Regions from separate parts of the Homo sapiens genome. Here regions 1 and 3 are each linked to region 2. The links are chromatin contacts, found by Hi-C in ENCODE. All regions are on one chromosome and are shown on one strand. The core of a region is the stretch at or near the end of the contact, and the rest is flanking DNA. Distances in the headings are between cores, read along the strand shown. Region 1 holds the start of NAPEPLD (N-acyl phosphatidylethanolamine phospholipase D). Region 2 holds the start of THAP5 (THAP domain containing 5). Region 3 holds the start of DNAJC2 (DnaJ heat shock protein family (Hsp40) member C2).

The links. Hi-C counts contacts between places; a loop is a spot of excess contacts on that map. Pooled maps may share reads with other maps.
Region 1: a loop to region 2 is called in a pooled map, with 11 times the contacts of the local background. The contact joins the promoter of NAPEPLD here to the promoter of THAP5 in region 2. A Hi-C loop is called at or near these places in 5 of 50 pooled maps.
Region 3: a loop to region 2 is called in a pooled map, with 12 times the contacts of the local background. The contact joins the promoter of DNAJC2 here to the promoter of THAP5 in region 2. A Hi-C loop is called at or near these places in 6 of 50 pooled maps.

What each region holds. Positions count from the first base shown.
Region 1 is chr7:103,146,057-103,150,575 of GRCh38, forward strand. NAPEPLD (N-acyl phosphatidylethanolamine phospholipase D) reads right to left here and starts at 3,043. Exons shown (of 5, transcript NM_001122838.3): 1 at 2,755-3,043. LOC105375434 reads left to right here. Exons shown (of 3, transcript XM_047421168.1): 2 at 2,962-4,508. The coding sequence ends at 3,764.
Region 2 is chr7:108,567,552-108,571,830 of GRCh38, forward strand. It overlaps THAP5 (THAP domain containing 5), which reads right to left and starts at 2,155. Exons shown (of 3, transcript NM_001130475.3): 1 at 1,939-2,155. The coding sequence starts at 2,018. It overlaps DNAJB9 (DnaJ heat shock protein family (Hsp40) member B9), which reads left to right and starts at 2,323. Exons shown (of 3, transcript NM_012328.3): 1 at 2,323-2,552; 2 at 4,166-4,279. The coding sequence starts at 4,176. RefSeq lists enhancers at 1,738-2,217, 1,751-2,478.
Region 3 is chr7:103,341,875-103,346,122 of GRCh38, forward strand. DNAJC2 (DnaJ heat shock protein family (Hsp40) member C2) reads right to left here and starts at 2,893. Exons shown (of 17, transcript NM_014377.3): 1 at 2,685-2,893; 2 at 1-80. The coding sequence starts at 2,748. It also overlaps a transcript of PMPCB not described here. RefSeq lists an enhancer at 2,836-3,075.

The DNA.
Region 1 (4,519 bases), core at 1,793-4,292, 5.4 Mb before region 2:
AAACAAACTGAAGGAACAAACACAGTAACTTGAACAGAGAACATCTTTGTAATTGAAGGACCTTCAAAATACAGAAAATAATAACTTTCAAAACTAATGACTGCTGTCATCCGGGTGTCCTATTAAGATGTGACCAGTTTTAGCTGGGTGTGGTGGCACATGCCTGTAATTCCAACTTCTCAGGAGGCTGAGGCATGAGTATCGCTTGAACACACGAGGCACAGGTTGCAGTCAGCCGAGATTGCCCCACCGCACGCTAGCTTGGGTGACAGAGCGAGACTCCGTCTCAAAAAAAAAAAAAAAGATGTGACCAGTTCAAGAGTGCTAGTGACAATGAGAAAGCTTGGTGTTTCTCTATTCATTCTTGTAATTGAGAGAGATTACAAAATCACGCAGAAGCCTACAGGCATTCAGTGTTAAATCAATATATTACTGTCCCTTAATCTGGGAAGGTGCCCAAATTAGATAAACACAAGAGTCTGCACCTTCAAGGGGAAAAATGGATTGTTCCAGGTAGCAGGCACAAACTGAGTTGTTTTTCAATCAAGATTTTGAATTATGCTGATCCATCTACATGCCAGACCTGTGCCTCCAGAGCCAACAGCACTGGCCATTCACAACCTGTTACCCACAGGCAGGGGTGCAATCTGTGAGTGTGTTGCTGACCAACGCTTGCTAATCCACACCCCTCCACTTTCGCTTCATTGGAACCCCGCTGTAACAAGAGTCTGCAGTGTATATATTCTGCTGAAGGCTGGGGCTGCTGAGCTAAGGTTCCTTGGCCAAATCACCAGACTCTCCCAGGCTCTTGGTGTCCTATTTTCCTCATCTGTGGAACAAGGCTCATATTTTATGTCTATAAAATCAAACTCTCTCTATATATATACATATATTTAAAATATTTGAAAGAGCTTTGTAAATGATAAAGTTATAATACATTATTTAACCAGCTGAGGTTGCAGAAGACTATCTCTAACATAAAACTGCCCCTGGGGATATATGAGTTCGTATGCAATCTGTCTCCAAAGTCTGTTAGTAAAATACTTAAATACACAATAAATGGTTAATAAATTCAAAAGACAAATCAAGCAAAGCACTATAAATTGTAGACAGAATTATTCAGTAGTATAGGCGTTAGAATGAAATATTACTTGAATCTTATGCTGGAAATCACATGGGTGATATTTTAATGCCAGTTTTATGCATGCCCTCACTGGCCTCCAGAATAAAAGTGCTCTTTAACGATTAATTATACATACAGTTCATTTCCCTAATAATACTTCAATGAAAACACTTTTTATGTGTATGCATTTCAACCTAAAAAGCCCAGATCAACAGTCCTCCAGCTATAGCTATATTCTTATTTACAAAGTGTAGAAAGCAATGGAAAAACTCACTATATCCACAGCTATCCATCACCACAAAGAAAAAGCAGAATGAAACAACAAAATTAAAGGCAAATACTGCTTTTCCAAACACAGACTAAATGTTCATAAAAATCCTCTCAGTTTACCAAACTCACAAATACTCAAAGTAACATAATACCCCTTTCGAACAAACACAAGAATGACTGTATCAACTAAAGTATAACCAAAACCCTGTGATGGAATGCTTATGCTAAAATGTTCTTCATATAGTTATAACTGGACTAATTTTAAAATTAGAATTTTGTAACATAGAATTTCTACAATATAATTTGGAATTCTGAGTGAAAATAAGGGTATGAGAAATACACTAAGTATTTTTATCTCTTGGAGACTTACCATAATTCTTGTAGCAGGAAAGCCTGCAGAATGTTAACAAAACAAAATCTCTGAAAATCCTGACTATATTTTCAGTTGACTTGAAACAAATTTAACCCCTCAATCTCTCCTTAAATTATTATTTTAAATAAGTACTTTTACCCTAAATTTCTTCTTTAACAGACCCAGTATTTTCTTGCAACAAAAATCACACTATTGTGGGATATAGGTAATCTTCTTTTTAAAGATTACATAACTTCTTTCTAAACGATGTCCATGTCTGCGGCTAATTCATAACCAATGTAACTGAAAATAGAAATGGAAATGTTAGAGATTTCCATTTTTTAACAAACATGGGAATTATTTCTCAATTTGAAGAACTGCATCTCAGGAATGACTTCCTGGACAAATTAATCAGAATTATCAAGTAGCAAACATTTCATGCTAAGCCAAAGCCAACCAGGTGAGTCAGTCATATTATAACATGTATATATAACAACGTACAGTAAAGGCAAAGACAAGAACTAAATGACTTTTTAAAAGGCTGTTAAACTTTACTCACTCCCTTAATATTTTCCAGGTTTAACTGACGTATAATGAATGCATGTGATCCCGGAACCCATGGAAGAGTATCTACCATATCGAGCTCTAGCTTGAAAAAAAAAAAAAAGGAAAAAACAAACAAACAAAACAACAACAACAAAAACCTATCTGAATACGTGTTCTGAAAAGCCCACAATAATACCCAATTTATAAGAAGCAAACAACCACAGAACAGAAAACTCAAGAAAGCACAGCCTTCCACCACCCCTCCCCAGCTAGCCCCATTTTTTTTTTTGCTCTTCATTTCCATTCCATAGTTAAATAAGTACACTTATTCCAAAATAAAAGGGGAGAAACCTGTTGGAATGGATTTTTAGAAGATAAACACTATAGATGAAGCAACAATAAGTTGCTCGGAGGAAGTTGTCGACCCATTCATTTACATACAACCAAAAGAAGATAAACCCACATGTATTCCTATCAGTGAAGATGCAACCTGGTAATTTGCAGGGAAGATAGGATCTCAAATCCCAGACAGCTACTCTCCCAAAGAGAAAAAAAATAATGCTGTGGCTCTTCACCGAGGCAGCTTCAGAGATGCAGGCTCCGCAACTCGCGAGGTGCGAAAATTCAAATGAAGCCCTGTCGCTCACAAGTGCGGCATCTCCGAGATGAGGGAGGGCTCGGGGACGGGAAACCCACTCTCAGCCCGCTCCACTTCGCCGAAGAATTCCAAACCACCCCAGGCTCAGCAGTGTGGATTGCTCCGCCCAGAGACCGTGGAGGAGGCAGCAGAGAGGTCACAGAGCACAGCAGGCGGGAGAAAACCGCCTCCCGCGAGGTCCAACAGAAACCACGGAGCTCCGGACACTCGGGATCCCGGGCCGCGGGCGCGCGGCCAGAGCGGCGGGGTGCGAGCGCGGGGGTGCGGACTCACCTCGCGCTTGGGGTGGCCGGGAGCGCGCGCCGCCTCAGTTCCGCGGCTTCCGGCCACAGAGTCCCCGCGCAAAGCGCCGCCGCGTAGCGGGAGGGGCGACCGCGGCAGGCGCTCGGGTTCTTCCTAACCCGAGCCCGCCGCGCTGGCTCCGCCGAGGACGCCAGCAGCTGCAGGCAGCGCTTCAGCTCTCGCCGCCTCGCCATCGTTGGGGCGAGTCGTCGCCGGGTCACTCCCTTATTATGACCTTCGAATCTGACAGCAGGGCCAGCGGTGGCCTCCTTCAGGCTGCCTCTCCAGCCCTTACCAAGATGGCCGCCCCTGTGGGCCGGGGCGCCGAAGCCATCTTGGTAAAGGAAGCGCCTGGGAGCACGCGGCCTGCCCCGGCCCGCCTCGCGACTCAAACACTCTGCAGGGACCCTCCTAAGATCAAATTGGTTCCCCCCGCTGTCCTAAGCCAGAGGCTTACTTTCAGATCGCATGAACGCATTCCTGGACACCAGCCACAGTTGCTAAAACTAAATGGGATCCTGCAGACCCATTGACGGACTGTCATAGCCAACTCAATCACAGTCGAGAAGCATTTGAATACTTACAGCCTATGGCGCTAGGATCCTGGTAGCGAAGAAACTAAACTCTAATTTGAAATGTTGTACAGTACGTATTGAATATTAATGGGAGCACGGCATTGTTCACTGTGTGATCGTTTACTTTTAAAATGATGTCACAGCCCCCTGGTACACACGGTTCTCATCTAAATTTGCATCTTTTTTAACGCTAGGATAACTATGAAAGAGCATACGATTGTGATTCTGAGTTTCTTACTGGATTTGCTTTTTAAACTGCAGAATGAAATTAGTTGTTTCAAGAAGTAAAGTACAGGCATGTCGAAGTAAAATTCAACAATGGGTTGTTGGGCAAAAAGATTATAAAAGTCCTGGGGTGTGCCAGGGTCAAAAAAAAAAAAAAAAGCTTGTCCCTGGGGTTATCTTGGCAAAAAAGAAACCACCACCACAGGTTCTAAATGCAGATAAGACTGGCAGAAAAATGCAGACCAAACTATTCTGCATTTTGAAAGTGAATGTGCCTGTGTGACATTGGAGGAATGTAAAGAACTGTATGTCAAGTGTGGACTTTATCTCCTCAGGCTAGCTTAGAGTGGCTGCTGAACTTAAGGGTGATTAAGAGCTGCTTGCACCTGGGTGGAGCTGAAACTGCATAAGGTGAATAATACCTTTGTGCAACAGAAGAAAAAAAAAAAAGTAACAGCATACATACAAACCCAAAGGGTAAGTTGAAG
Region 2 (4,279 bases), core at 905-3,404:
TGATCATGTTTCCTGAATAAATTATGTCTTTATATTGGTTCAATTCATTTGATAATTTTGTTTCATTGTCTTATGTAATTCCCCAAAAGGCATAAGATAATCACAGTACAAACTGGACACTATATTAACTGAATTCCCAAATTCATATACATTTAAACTACAGTTTGCTGTAGTGTTAACATGAGCAAATTCAATTCAAGTTTGACGCTACTGGAGAATAAAACTAATTCAATTTTTATTTTGTGGATTACACAAGAAAATTTTTTAAAAACCCTAGAAATAATACAACTTTTACTAAATTCACATTTTCAGTGAAAAAAATCTTTACAATTCACTTGCATTATTTTTTCCTTCCTAAAAAGTTACTGTAAGGTCCACAAAGTTTAGTTAAAAATTTCAGTGTGGGGTTATACCCCATCTCCAATATCAAAGGCCAAATAAATCTGGGAAATACGGGGTTAAATCAAGTTCAACATGATCTTTTGCTACAAACATTCTCAGAGATAGAGCCATTAGTACAGTAGTATTTCCCTATAAACTGAAAGTGGATTAGATTGTTTTCCTCCCCCAAACATCTCTTTGCATCTTGAGGCTGGGCTTCAAGGGAGACAATCCTGGAAATATTGCCATGGATTGTGAATTACTTGGGGTTATCAGTTTTTTTTTCTTTTGAGACGGAGTTTCGCTCTTGTTGCTCAGGCTGTGGTGCAATGGTGTGATCTCGGCTCACCTCAACCTCCACCTCCCAGGTTCAAGCGATTCACCTGCCTCAGCCTCCCGAGCAGCTGAGATCACAGGCATGCGCCGCCACGCGCAGCTAATTTTGTATTTTTAGTACAGACGGGGTTTCTCCATGTTGGTCAGGCTGGTCTCAGACTGCCGACCTCAGGTGATCTGCCCGCCTCAGCCTCCCAAAGTGCTGGGATTACAGGCGTGAGCCACCGCGCCTGGTGGGGTTATCAATTTTTTTTCCATTAATTAAAATACTGGAAAGCAGCCGAATCATTAATGAATAAGTCCTTCAGGTCTAAAGTAAAATGAGCACAAAACAACTGCTGAAAATCTGAACCAGGTTAGATCTAAATGAATTGTTTTTAAATACAAGAAAAAATGGAAATGCAGTATTTTAAATATGTTGCTTTTCATGTGTTATTAATCATGTGAGTACTATTAACATCTCCATGTTACAGATGAGATATGTGAGACACCAAAGCTTAAATACTTTCCAAGAGGTCATTAAGCTACAGAATAGTGGAACCAGGATCTAGCATTGAAGCCTGGACCCCTAATTATTATACGACACTGCTTGTCTGTACTTCTGAATAAAAATCAGTGCTTCAGTAGTTTGATGGAAATATATCGTGGCTCTAGTAATTCAGAGTAACAGAATAAAACCTTGTTCTCCGCAGAGTATCTACAGCCCTAAGCAGAAGACTAGTTTATAATTCTGGCTCTGACACTAAACTTTCAAGGTCGGTTACCTAATCATTCCGGGCCTCAGTTTCCTCAGGAGAAAAGTGGGATGAAATTATACCTATGCGACCTACCTCGCGGGGGGTGTAAATTAACTTTGCGTGCACCTTTCCACTTCGCAGGTTTCACGTATCTTAAATGGTGGTTAATGTTGTTCAATGAAATGAGATCACGTGAAGTGGGGAAAAGACTGAAAACCACAGAAGCCCGCGCAAACTTTACTGTTTTAACTGTTAACACCCAAACAGGCTCCTGGGCCTCGCCACCAGCCAGCAGTCCTCGCGCAAGAAGGGCATTGCTAGCTAAACTGAACTAGCGCCTTCCCTCCGTCTTGCCGCGGGCGACGGGCCACGTACGGAGAGCTGAGGACTCACTGGCAGAGCGGACAGGAGACACCCAAGCCCAAAGGCCACAGGTCCAAGGCCTCACGGCGAGGCTGACGCTTCTGCTCCAGAAACAACTTACGGATAAAAACTCAGCTTCCGGTCTTTATTGTTTCGTCCCCGGCGGTTCTTACAACAAATCGCTGCGCAATAGCGGGGCATGACTCGGGTGAGGCCCCTGGAGACCGGGGCCGGCGACGGATGCAGGGCGGCCCTCCTCACTGAGGATGCGCCACAGGTCCAGGCCTCTCGAGCCCCTGCGCCTGCGCTAGCATTCTGCCGGGAAAGCCGCCTCGTCTGTCGACTCACTTCCGCCTCCTCCGGTTTAAGCACCGCCTTTTCGGGGGTTGAAGCCGGAAGTGGCGCACAGCCCTAGCAGCAACAACAGTTTTCCACGTGCGCGTAGGGCGCCGGGATCACGTGGGGAGGCAGAAGCCAATGGGGAAGCGTTTCGTGTAGGTCTTCTGAGGTGGTGGCGCCAGCGGCTACCTCCTGCCTGTGAGGAGCTGGCTGAGAGGGGACTGGGCGCCGGCGGGGAAGGAGGAGCGCTAGGTCGGTGTACGACCGAGATTAGGGTGCGTGCCAGCTCCGGGAGGCCGCGGTGAGGGGCCGGGCCCAAGCTGCCGACCCGAGCCGATCGTCAGGGTCGCCAGCGCCTCAGCTCTGTGGAGGAGCAGCAGTAGTCGGAGGGTGCAGGTGAGGGACGAGGCCGGGGTCGTGGGGAGGGGAGTTCGGAGGGTCCCCGTAGCCCAGGCCTGTCTTTGTGAGCTGACTTGGCCTCGGTGTCCGCCACGGTCGCCGCAGGGACAATGGGCTGCATGTTTTTGGCCGAGAGAATGGAAGAACGGAGACAGCCGCATCACAGAATCGTGTTTTGGGTTGTGGCGCCGGCTTTCACGGGCGCCGGATTAGAGCCCGGGTCTCGGGCAGCTTCTGCGGCGGGGCCTGGGCGGGCAGGGAAAGTGCCAGTCGCCTTTAGGTGAAGGTTGGAGGGTCTAGCCCAGCCGCCCACCGAGGCTGGGGAATAAGGCACGGGCTGCTGGCTGGCGGGGCCGTCTTGGGGATGAGAAGTCTGTACAATACAAAACTAGTCTGCTAAAAAAAAATCATTAGATGTCCACCTTGAGACCGTGGAATAACGTCTGCTGAACCAGTGAGGCGCCTCCCTGTCAGTTTTAGATCCGCCCTTTGACTAGGGAGCAACCTGCAGTTGACGCAGCGTCCATGGGACACACTGTTGTGTTCCTTAAACCGAGAAGTGGTTCTTGATTCTTGGTACCCGTGACTACGAGTAACTCTCTGGAAATAAGTAATCTACCTGCCTGCTAATTACTCTCAGGAAAGGCCGCTGGAGAGGAAGCCAGGCAATTTCCACAAACCGTAGTGTTTTTCGTCAGCCTTATTATGGCATTATAGGTTACTAAGGACTCTGGTGGTCCCGTATTCAAAAAACAGGATCCATCCCTTCGTTTTGAATCTCAAGTCATTGAATACATATTGTCAAGAATTCTAAGTTAACATTTCTTTAATGGTTTAAAGGTAAAAGAAATATTTTAACTACTGAGTTTGTGAAAGTAAGAATCTGCCTTAACCACAGTACAAACTATCAAAGTTCATTTTTCTGGCAGCTTTAGCAGAAATCTTAAATTCTGTTCATCATGAGTTTTAAACAATATTTAGCCATGCTTCCTGGTTAAACATTTGGGATCTTACATTTGGGAAAAAGACAACATTCTATTGTATTGTCAGTATTAGTATTGTGATATTAAGATTCTCTATTTGCAGTCCTTGGCTCACCTGCTGAAATGAAAGCTGAATTTTTGGAGCGAGATTAATAATACTAATTTAGATATACTGGGCTATTTACCTTGGTGCGCCACCTTTTTTTTTTAATGTTTTTTTTTTCTGTGAAGTTAAATACATTATTACTTTCAGGATATGAAGTCTTGAAAGGAAAGTTGGGATCTTATATTATTTGGTTTTCTTTTTTTTTCTTACAATGCTTGCATATGATGAATCTTCAATATAAACTGGTTAAAAGTCAGTTATTGATAATTTTCTATCTCCTCTGTGTATGGCCAGAGTATTAGTAGACAGACAAAGCCAAGAATTATTTTTGTTCTCAATAAGGTTAAGCCAGTTTGAGAGTTATAAAACTAAAAGTGAAATTACATGTGGACAGGTAATAGATACTGTATGCTTACTATTTTGATACTGCATTAGGTTTACCTTGTGTTGGATTTCTTTTAAAAGAAAAACGTTTTAAGATTAGCTCCATCCATAACATTTTTTTTTCTTTTCTGTTTTAGGATATTAGAAATGGCTACTCCCCAGTCAATTTTCATCTTTGCAATCTGCATTTTAATGATAACAGAATTAATTCTGGCCTCAAAAAGCTACTATGATATCTTAGGTGTGCCAAA
Region 3 (4,248 bases), core at 1,643-4,142, 5.2 Mb before region 2:
GGCAGAAGCATTTCTGTTTCTCCTCTTAACAAAAGCTTCAAACCATCTTCCCACAGGTTCAACTTGACAGAGTGTAGAGGCTGTGATTGAAAGTGTTAAGAGAGGCTTCAGTGTATCGCATGGAATAAATATGTTTCAAGGCAATTAATTTTTTCAGGAAATAAAATCAAAACAGTGATACCAGCATATACTTTTAAAACCACCGACTACGAAAATAATTGCAGTCATCCAGTTTACATGAGGGTTAGCAAGAAATTATCCTTTCCTAGTATTAAAGAGTATTTAATCAACCTCTTCCAGTTATCTGACAAAACAAAAAAAACTCAGTAATGTCAATGATAAATCAGTACTTTTTTGGGGATATGAGTAAGGTGAGGAACAGGAAGAAATGTTGCAAACTACTTTACTTTTAGACAAATTATTTATTTTTTTACTTTTTTTTTTTTTTGAGATGAAGTTTTGCTCTTACTGCCCAGGCTGGAATGCAATGGCGAGATCTCGGCTCAATGCCGTCTCCACCTCCCGGGTTCAAGTGATTCTTGTGCCTCAGCCTTCCAAGCAGCTGGGATTACAGGCATGCGCCACCATGCCCAGCTAATTTTGTATTTTTAGTAGAGATGGGGTTTCTCCATGTTGGTCAGCCTGGTCTCGAACTCCCGACCTCAGGTGATCTGCCTGCCTCGGCCTCCCAAAGTGTTGGCATTACAGGCGTGAGCCACTGCACCCACCTGGACAATTTTTTTTTTTTTTTTGGGACGGAGTCTTGCTCTGTCACCCAGGCTGGAGTGCAATGGCGCGATCTTGGCTCACTGAAAGCTCCGCCTCCCGGGTTCAAGCGATTCTCCTGCCTCAGCCTCCCGAGTAGCTGGGACTACAGGCACCCGCCACCACCCCCGGCTAATTTTTTGCATTTTTAGTAAAGACGGGGTTTCACCATATTAGCCAGGATGGTCTTGATCTCCTGACCTCGTGATCCACCCACCTCGGCCTGCCAAAATGCTGGGATTACAGGCGTGAGCCACCGCGCCCGGCCTAGACAAATAATTTTAATAAAGTAATAAATAGTGATAAATTGTCACGAAGAGCTAGCCTCACCAAAAATAAAAAATCTAAAAACAACTCAAACTATCTTTTTATTTTTTGAGACGGAGTTTTGCTCTTGTTGTCCAGGCTGTAGTGCAATAGCGCAATCTCGGCTCACTGCAACCTCCGCCTCCCGGGTTCAAACGATTCTTCTGCCTCAGCCTCCCAAGTTGCTGGGATTATAGGCGCCCGCCACCACGCCCAGCTACTTTTTTGTATTTTTAGTAGAGACAGGGTTTCACCCTGTTAGCCAGGCTGGTCTCGAACTGCTGACCTCAGGTGATCCACCTGCCTCGGCCTCCCAAAGTGCTGGGATTATAGACGTGAGCCACCGCACCCAGACAACTCAAACTGTCTTAATTATTAAAATCTTGAATATAGCTCTTAAAAATTTTAAGAATTCACTAACAAGAATTTGTCCTGAAAGCAATTTTCCAAGCAGCAAATGGGAATTTACTAATGCAGCTAAGCTGTAGTGGAACAAGCTCTCAATCTGAAACCAGACACTCTGGGTTTTAGACTAGGTCTGACAGTGGCTATGTGACCTGAAATGAATCAGGATGTCTTCACCTGTAAAATGGGAACAATACCTATTTATCTCATTCAGTTCCTAGGAAGCTTGAATGAGACCACAGAAACTCTCTGAAATTACAAACTTGTAGTAAAGGTATCATCTATTCCTGGGAAGTGGGGGTAAATCACTGTACATGTGTATACTAGCAATTCAAAAAAGGAAAATCCCTGAACAACTTATTTTAAGATTTCCTCCACCTTACACAGGAGAGGATTAAAACACTGTCAAAAAGGTACTACCTGTGTAGTATGGGTGTGTGGCTTTTAAGAACACTGCCTTTTAAGCCTTTTGCTCTAGTTGTAAGAGGCACACGGAGACACATAAATGCAACACGTGCCATGGGTTATGTTCAAAATCACATTCAACAAGCGCCTATGTGACTGGCTATGGGAATTACTGTAGATCACTGGACCTGAAGACTCTTAAGTTTACAATACTCATGACTGTCCTGGGCCATAAAACTAAAACCTACAGCAGCAGGACAAGTTTCACTTGTAATAACTGCCTTTCAAAGTCTACGCGGATCTTTTCAGCAGCACAGTCTTTGAACACCGAGTATGAGGAGCGGTGTCTGAGTTGTGACATTTAAAAAACAAGGCCGGAGCAAACGTAGAGAGGGAGAAAGTTGTTTAAGAGAGCGCCAGTAGCAAAGCTTTGTACGACCCCAGGCACGTGGGGTGCTCGCTGCGCGTAGTCTTTCCACCGTAGGCAAGGAGATGCTTATGAGAACCTTTCTGGGGTGCTGGGGGGTTCCGTCCCGAAATGCTCAGCCCAATCCATGAGTCAGCAGCGGCGAGAGGAGGAAGCAACGGTAGGAGCAAAAGGAAGGCACCCCTCACCCTCCTTCCTTCTAATCTAGGGTAGGATTACTTTAAAACACGGAGCAAAAAGGCACTCGTCACGGCCCCATACGGCCCCGGGGCTAGTCGCCAGGGTCAAGGGTAGAGAGAGCCCAGGGTTGCCGAGGCGGAGGACTGAGGCAGGGGCAGCTGAGGTGAGAAGGAACCGAGGTTGGGTGGGCACTTACCAGAGGTCAGAGCGTGGGTGATGGCGGTGCCCCGGCCGTCCGCGGCGCTTGGCAGAAGCAGCATGATGGCGCCGGGTCTAGCCCGGTGGGCGCAGCGGCTCACGTCCCGGGCGGAGGGCGCTTAGGGTCCCCTCCAGCTCTACCTCTCACTCCGAGCCTCGCGCCTTGGCTCTAAGACGCCCAGGAACCGGCGCATGGAGACGACCAGTAAGCACTTCCGGGATGGATCTTTCGTGGTGTGGAGGCCAGTCTCACACCCTCCCACCCCCGCCAACGTGTGCGGTAACCTAGTTCTATACTGACTGAGATCCGGCTGGAGACCAAGTCGCACGAGAGAATGGTTCCTAGGCGCATCAGTTTTCCTGTAAAAAGGATTATATTCCACGTCCCAGTGCAATACATAGAACATAACCTTTAAAAGCAGTTCTTTTTATATTATCTTTAAGTTCTTACTGCTTTATGTATTAATCTGAACCTAATCAGTGATTTTCCCAGGAGCGCTATACTTTTAAGTAAAAAATGAAAATACCTGTATGAACCAGTATCGACGACTAGTATATACATTTGCGGAGAATTACGTACGTGTATTTGTGATACATTTGTGTTTAACTTGATGATGATAATAGCAGCTAATATTTGTCGTGCTATTACTAATTTACCTGCATTATATCTTTTAATACTCGCTTGGAGAAGAAACCTCTCTCTAGTGTGTTAGATTGTATTCCAAGGCCAGCAATATTTTTACCTTGTTCTAATGAAGTTTTTATTCAAGATATTCCCAATTATAGGACTCTGGGACTTAATTTTTTAATGTATAATAAAATCAATTGTATTCCTACTATATGCTTCCTTCTAAGACTGCAGTCAAAAGCAAAAACTAGCAAAAACAAACAGTGGGTAAAGGCTCACCCCCAACAGCAGTATCTGAAACAGGTTCAATAAAATAAACTTGATATGCCACTCTTTAGCAAGGACCACCAGAAATTAGTAAATTAGAAAATAACTTACTAATTTCATTATATTTTCACAATTAAAGTTTTTAAATATATTATATATATATATATGTATATTTTTTTTTGTAGAGACAGGGTCTCACTATGTTGCCCAAGGTGGTCTTGAACTCCTGGCCTCAAGGGATCCTCCTGCCTCAGTCTCCCAAAACTCTGGGATTAGAGGCGTGAGTCACTGTGCCAGGCCAATTAAATACATTTAATTGGTCTGTATATCTGCTGCATGATAAAATTGTCACTTCAAAACTGACTTTTCAAAAATTGAACTAAGGGAGGCTGAGGTGGGAAGATCGTTGAGGCCGGGAGGTGGAGGTTGCAGTGAGCTGAGATCACACCATTGCGCTCCAGCCTGGGTAACAGTGAGACCCCGTCTTTAAAAAAAAAAAAATTGAACTAATCTTCTGCCCCAAAACCTCTTCCTGATCCCTACTAATGCAACCACTGTTAAAACATGCTCCAAGGTGCAAAGTAACCTGACTCCACTTTCTTCATATTAATATATTTTTTTCCTCACACCTCCTCCCATTCAATTTTACCATTAACTCTAACATGGG